Linked DNA regions of Homo sapiens: region 2 is linked to region 1. A link is an interaction called in ENCODE POLR2A ChIA-PET data of the cell type or tissue named here. Cell type or tissue: OCI-LY7. All regions are shown on one strand. Each heading gives the region's core, and the rest is flanking DNA. Links, peaks and the distances in the headings are about the cores only. Region 1 overlaps PM20D1 (peptidase M20 domain containing 1). Region 2 overlaps NUCKS1 (nuclear casein kinase and cyclin dependent kinase substrate 1).

Region 1 (2,913 bases), core at 167-2,666:
AGGCTGGGGAATAGATGTGATGACCTGGCTTCAGCCTCGGAGAACCTCAGACAGGTAATAAAAGGGTCACACACTTTTTTCCCCCTCTCTGGGCATTTCTGCTTCCTGTTTGTAACCAGCTGCACTGGAGCCAGGAAGATGAGCTCAACACAGACAAAAAGTCAGAAGTTATGATACTTGTATTCAAGTTTTCTCTCTTTGCTTCGTTTCCTTGGGAAAGAACCTAAGGAAACTCCTAGAAAATTCTGTCTGAAACGACTAGAGTGAATCCAGAAAAATTCCTGGCTGCAGTCAGGAAGTAGACCAGACCCTGAGGATTAGGTCACATAGAGCCACGTGGGAATGGACCAGGAGACTGGCTTAGAGGGACCCTTGCTCTCCAAAGCTCCAGCACTAGTCCCAACCCATTTGTTCAGTAGTTGCTTTAAAACTGCCTCTGCTCTAGAAAGGGGGGGTTGTCCCATAGCTGCAGATCACCTGAATGGGGGTCATTATCTTAAGAGTACCTCTTTTTTTTTTTTTGAGACAGAATCTCACTCTGTCGCCCAGGCTGGAGTGCAGTGGTGCGATCTCGGCTTACTGCAACCTCTGCCTCCCAGGTTCAAGCAATTCTCCTGCCTCAGCCTCCCGAGTAGCTGGGATTACAGGCATGCACCACTATGCCTGACTAATTTTTGTATTTTTAGTAGAGACTGGGTTTCACCATGTTGGTCAGGCTGGTCTCAAACTCCTGACCTCAAGTGATCTGCCCGCCTTGGCCTCCCAAACTGTTGGGATTACAGGTGTGAGCCATCATGCCTGGCCAAGAGTACCTTTTTTTTTTTTTTTTTGAGACAGAATCTCGCTGTGTCGCCCAGGCTGGAGTGCAGTGGCACCATCTCGGCTCACTGCGATCTCTGCCTCCTGGATTCAAGCAATTCTCCTGCCTTAGCCTCCCAAGTAGCTGGGACTACAGGCATGCACCACCATGTGTGGCTAATTTTTGTATTTTTAGTAGAGACGGGGTTTTGCCATGTTGGCTAGGCTAGTCTTGAAACTCTTGACCTCAGGTGATCTGTCTGCCTTGCCCTCCCAAAGTGCTAGGACTACAGGCGTGAGCCACCGTGCCCGGCCCCAAGAGTACCTCTTTTATGCCAGAAGAATGTTAGGAGTTGAGTCTGGAGAGGAAGTGAAGGTTCCCACTTCTGGCTTAGAAACCACCATTTGAATCAAAACAAATATCCTGCTATTGGATGGGCAAAGGGGTCATCAAAGTGTATTCTCACTTCTCAGAGCATATTTTCACTCTAGCACTTATAATACAAATATCCTAATACAAGAATTAATGCACGGTCTTGACATATTCTCAGCCCATTGGCAAGTTTCTGAAGTCAGCCTCCATGAGGTGGGTTGGGACTGTGCCCACTGCCCCAAATTCCTTAGAAGTCCCTCCAGAAATCGAAGAAGGCATGCAGAATGGATCCCTTCAGTAAGAGGCTGCAGGAGCTCAGGTTTCCCACTAGCTGCTGGGCCAGGCAGGGACTGTGTCTGACTCAAGGGCAGGGACTGTGTCTATCTCATTTCCGCATTTCCAGTAGCAAGCACATAAAAGTCATGCAATAAATCTTGGATACATAAAATTTAAAAGATGTGAACCAATAAAAATAAGAATAGGTGTTGATTCATTAAATAACTTGCCATGGGTTATACAGTCAGTATTGTCAGGTCGGGTATCTGTCTGACTTTACAGGAATAATGCTTTACTGCTTCCTAAGTACGTACAGTTAGAGGTGGTGTGGAGTATAACCTGAGAGGAGGTGTTCATCTGAGATGGACTCCTTAGTGGTATGAATGTTTAGCCCAAGTTTCAAGGAAGGATATGAAACTGACAGAGACAAGGTAACAGATCGTCTGAGCATGGAGAAGGGCAGGCACAAAAATTGAGATGTGACAACCAACTTTGTGCCTCAGTCACTCACAGTTGTATGACCTTGGACAAGCTTCTTAACCTCTCTGTGCCTCAGCCTGCCTATCTGTTAACATGTAGATGATGGTAGCACCTACCTCATAAGTGGTGGTGACCATTACTGGAGTTAATATGTGTAATGTGCTGAGGTCAGGAGATCGAGACCATCCTGGCTAACACAGTGAAACCCCGTCTCTACTAAAAATACAAAAAATTAGCTGGGCGTGGTGGCGGGCGCCTGGAGTCCCGGCTGCTCGGGAGGCTGAGGCAGGAGAATGGCATGAACCCGGGAGGCGGAGCTTGCAGTGGGCCAAGATCGTGCCACTGCACTCCAGCCTGGGTGACAGAGCAAGACTCCGACTCAAAAAAAAAAAAAAAAAAAAAAAAAGGTGTAATGTGCGTAGGGCAGTGCCTGGCACATGGTAAGCACTCAAAAAATGCTAGCTGTTATTTGCTTATTTAGAATAGAGGGACCACCTTGGGCAAGAATCGGAGGTACAAGAATGGAACTAGGAGGAGAGACTTGTCAATGGTGAGAGACCTCAAAGGTGACTTTAGAGCACACGAATCTCTCATTTCTCTGATCTCCTGTTCTTTTTTTTTTTGAGACGGAGTCTCGCTCTGTCACCCAGACTGGAGTGCAATGGTGTGATCTTGGCTCACTGCAACCTCTGCCTCCTGGGTTCGAGTGATTCTCCTGCCTCAGCCTCCTGAGTAGCTGGGATTACAGGTGCCCACCACCATGCCCAGCTAATTTTTGTATTTTTAGTGGAGACGGGGTTTCACCATGTTGGTCAGCCTGGTCTTGAACTCCTGACCTTGTGATCTGCCCAGCTTGGCCTCCCAAAGTGCTGGGATTACAGGCGTGAGCCACTGCACTGGGCCCAGATCTCCTGTAGTTCTTTCAGTGCATTCTCACAACCTTATGTTGTTCTCTGTTTTATGTGTAGAGATATTTTCCTCTAAGT
Region 2 (2,913 bases), core at 214-2,713, 92 kb before region 1:
GTGGTGTCTTCCAAACTGTGTAACTCAATCGCTAGGGACAAACCTGTAGCCTGACAAATTTAGGTTTATTGACTGAATACAATGAAGGACAAGCACATCAGAGAAGTGTGAAGCATCTCATGTAACAGAAAAAATTACAGAATTTTGGAGAAGGGTAGAACTAAGATAAATGAAGCAGTATCTTGATAGACTATAAGCACAGAACTGTGTTAAAGGGATCAATATCAGGTCTGGACTGCAGAGTGGAACTAGGGTCCTATTTCCTGGGAAAGAAGTTAGGGTAGATGCAGAGTTTTGTGTTTAACAACCCCTTATCCAAAGCTCTGAAGTTGTAAATCAAAGCTAGTTCTCTGTGTCAAAATGACTTAGATCTTCCTGACAAAAGTGTGACGTTCATTTTTACTCAGAGAATTCCAAACAGTAAAGTTTCTGATAGTCTCTGATTTTATAGAACCAAGTTTCTCTGTAAGAGAGCAGTAGTCACTCAAGGAAGAGGGGTTGTTAAGAATCTCTAGAGCTGCAGCAAGTCCTTGGAAGACAAGCAGCTGTATGTTATCCCAGTGTAAGAGATAGCAGCACCGACTTTTACTCTTTCAGTGGAGCTAATATTTAGTTTCTTGAGTAGTTCATTTTCTAAGTCATTTTATTGTGACCTAGAACACTCCAACCAAAGGTAGCTGGAAGGGAAATCTCCCTGAAGATCGCCTTGCTTAGCACAGAACTGAACAGATACACAATTCAAATAATAGTAACACCTAAGAAGCACCTGAAAACTGCAATACCTAGTTGAAACACTCTTAAGCAGCCTGTGATCTCTTCATCTAAAGTGTTTCAAAGACCTACAATTAAGACCATTTAAATAGTAGTTATTTTAAAACATGGCAATATAACTGTATAACGATTAGTTTCACTTCCTAGAATCTAGACAGCAATAATTTTTTCCCAACAAAATAAAGGGGCGCCCAGTTTGACCGAAGTGGTCTTGTGCTAAAAAATAAAAGGTTTCCTCCTGGGGCCGGACGCTGTGGCTCACGCCTGTAATCCCAGCACTTTGGGAGGCCGAGGTGGGCGGATCACAAGGTCAGGGGATCGAGACCATCCTGGCCAACACGGTGAAACCCCGTCTCTACTAAAAATACTAAAAAATTAGCCGGGCGTGGTGGCGGGCGCCTGTAGTCCCAGCTACTCGCGAGGCTGAGGCGGGAGAATGGCGTGAACCCGGGAGGCGGAGCTTGCAGTGAGCCGAGATCGCTCCACTGCATTCCAGCCTGGAGGACAGAGCGAGACTCGGTCTCAAAGAAAAAAAAATAAATAAATAAACAAACAAATAAATAAAAGGTTTCCTCCTATTGTCCACAACATGTGAGTCTCCTAGGTGCAGTCTCCAGTCTCAACAATCCAAAAAGCTACTTCTGAATTTAGAGTAATACGGTCACATTCCTTTTACAGCTAGGAATTGTTTTTAAAATGCAAATTTAACACTTTTCAGCATGCTCAATACTTTTTAAGTTCAAAGTTTGCAAAGTAACCCATTTGGCCATGCAGACTGTAAGTCATACAACTCTAGAGGGACAACCTTCATGTAGAATGCGTAGGCGCAGTATCCCAGCGTTACACAGTATGGTGACTGTTACATTTTTGGGAAAAAACAGGCCAAAAAAACCCCAAAAACCAAAAACTTTTATTCAAAATTAGCTTTCTTTCTTAACTAACGGTGTTTTTTGGGCTGGAGGAAGCCAGTGAGAAAAAGTTTTGAAAATTGTAAAATGCTTTGTGACTGCAAGATACTATTACTCCAATGGAGTTCAACATCTCCACTATATAAACCCAGAAGAGGCTGAAATCCGTTTCCTGATACCCAGGGCTTCTTTTGTTGTGCCAGGATTATCTCTCCCCAATAATTAATCACTAATCGACTTAAAACACTAAAAACTCAACCACTTAACCTATTTGTAACCTCAGTCAAGTTAATCATTTCCTTCTAATTTTAATGCATTAAGTTTTACAATAGGCGTTAAACCTTTTTCAAATGCAATGGTTTTTCCTTTAGTCTTTTAATACATTGACTCACAGAAAGATTGTTTTGTTCTTGGGACAAACCCTACTTGATCACATATATTTTTAATACAGTTCTCACTTAACGTCACTGATAGGCTCTTGGAAAGTGGAGCCTTAAGTGAAATGTTGCAGTAGACCTTTCTCATCGACCTTGTAACACAACATTATTAAAAAACCTGTTTACTGTATATCATGTTGCTTAAAGTTAGAAGTTTCCAAGAGCCTACTGATGACAGTGAGTTAGTGTACTCATTGGTTTCAGTTAGCTAATTGTCTGTTTAGCATTTTTGCATCCATATTTTTATGTAAAATGAGCCCCTCATTCCCTTTTTGTCCTTTAGGTGGCTTTGGAATCACCTAGTTAAGGGGAAACGCCCTCATATTTTGAAACGTATAAACTTAAAACAATGCCACCTTTTTCTCGGCAAAGGTTCACACTAAATACTCCACTGGTTTTTCCTCCTGTCAGGTGTATCTCCCCTTAATCTCTTCACATTTTCTCCTCTTCCTCCCTAGAAAATTAGGCCTCCCCACAACAAAAGTTCTATTATGAACTGTAACTTGCTCCAAAGAAGACAAAATGTGCTAACACCGTGACAAAGTGTACCCTGTGACAATGTCACATTGAAAAGATCACGAACTGGCTTTGGGTTGTTCACAGTGGGATACAAATTCCTGCTTCATCTCTTAATAGTTAGGTGAACTGTGTAGTTACTTTTTTTATCCTAACCTCAGGCCTAACATATGAAATGAGGATAACATATGCCTTTAAGAGTTGTGCATGATTTTGAAATATGTATAAAGTACCTGGTGGAATTATTTGGCATCTAAGAGTTGCTCAGTAATTGCTAATTC

The links. Peaks named below come from ENCODE experiments on the same cell type or tissue, not always from the same donor. Only the 100,000 strongest peaks of a DNase experiment are listed, where the experiment ranks them.
Region 2: POLR2A ChIA-PET joins it to region 1 with 11 read pairs; 7 of 35 experiments call an interaction of 5 or more read pairs at or near these places.

The regions. Positions count from the first base shown.
Region 1 is chr1:205,833,344-205,836,256 of GRCh38, forward strand. All of the region lies in intron 10 of PM20D1 (peptidase M20 domain containing 1), which reads right to left. Among named protein-coding and RNA genes, the nearest start is that of PM20D1, 15 kb to the right of the region's middle. RefSeq lists an enhancer at 962-1,461. In OCI-LY7, for the core only: no CTCF peak of the experiment used is centred there; no DNase peak of the experiment used is centred there.
Region 2 is chr1:205,741,530-205,744,442 of GRCh38, forward strand. All of the region lies in intron 1 of NUCKS1 (nuclear casein kinase and cyclin dependent kinase substrate 1), which reads right to left. Among named protein-coding and RNA genes, the nearest start is that of NUCKS1, 7.2 kb to the right of the region's middle. RefSeq lists enhancers at 611-1,214, 1,215-1,817. In OCI-LY7, for the core only: no CTCF peak of the experiment used is centred there; no DNase peak of the experiment used is centred there; H3K4me3 peaks cover 2,500 bases; H3K27ac peaks cover 2,500 bases.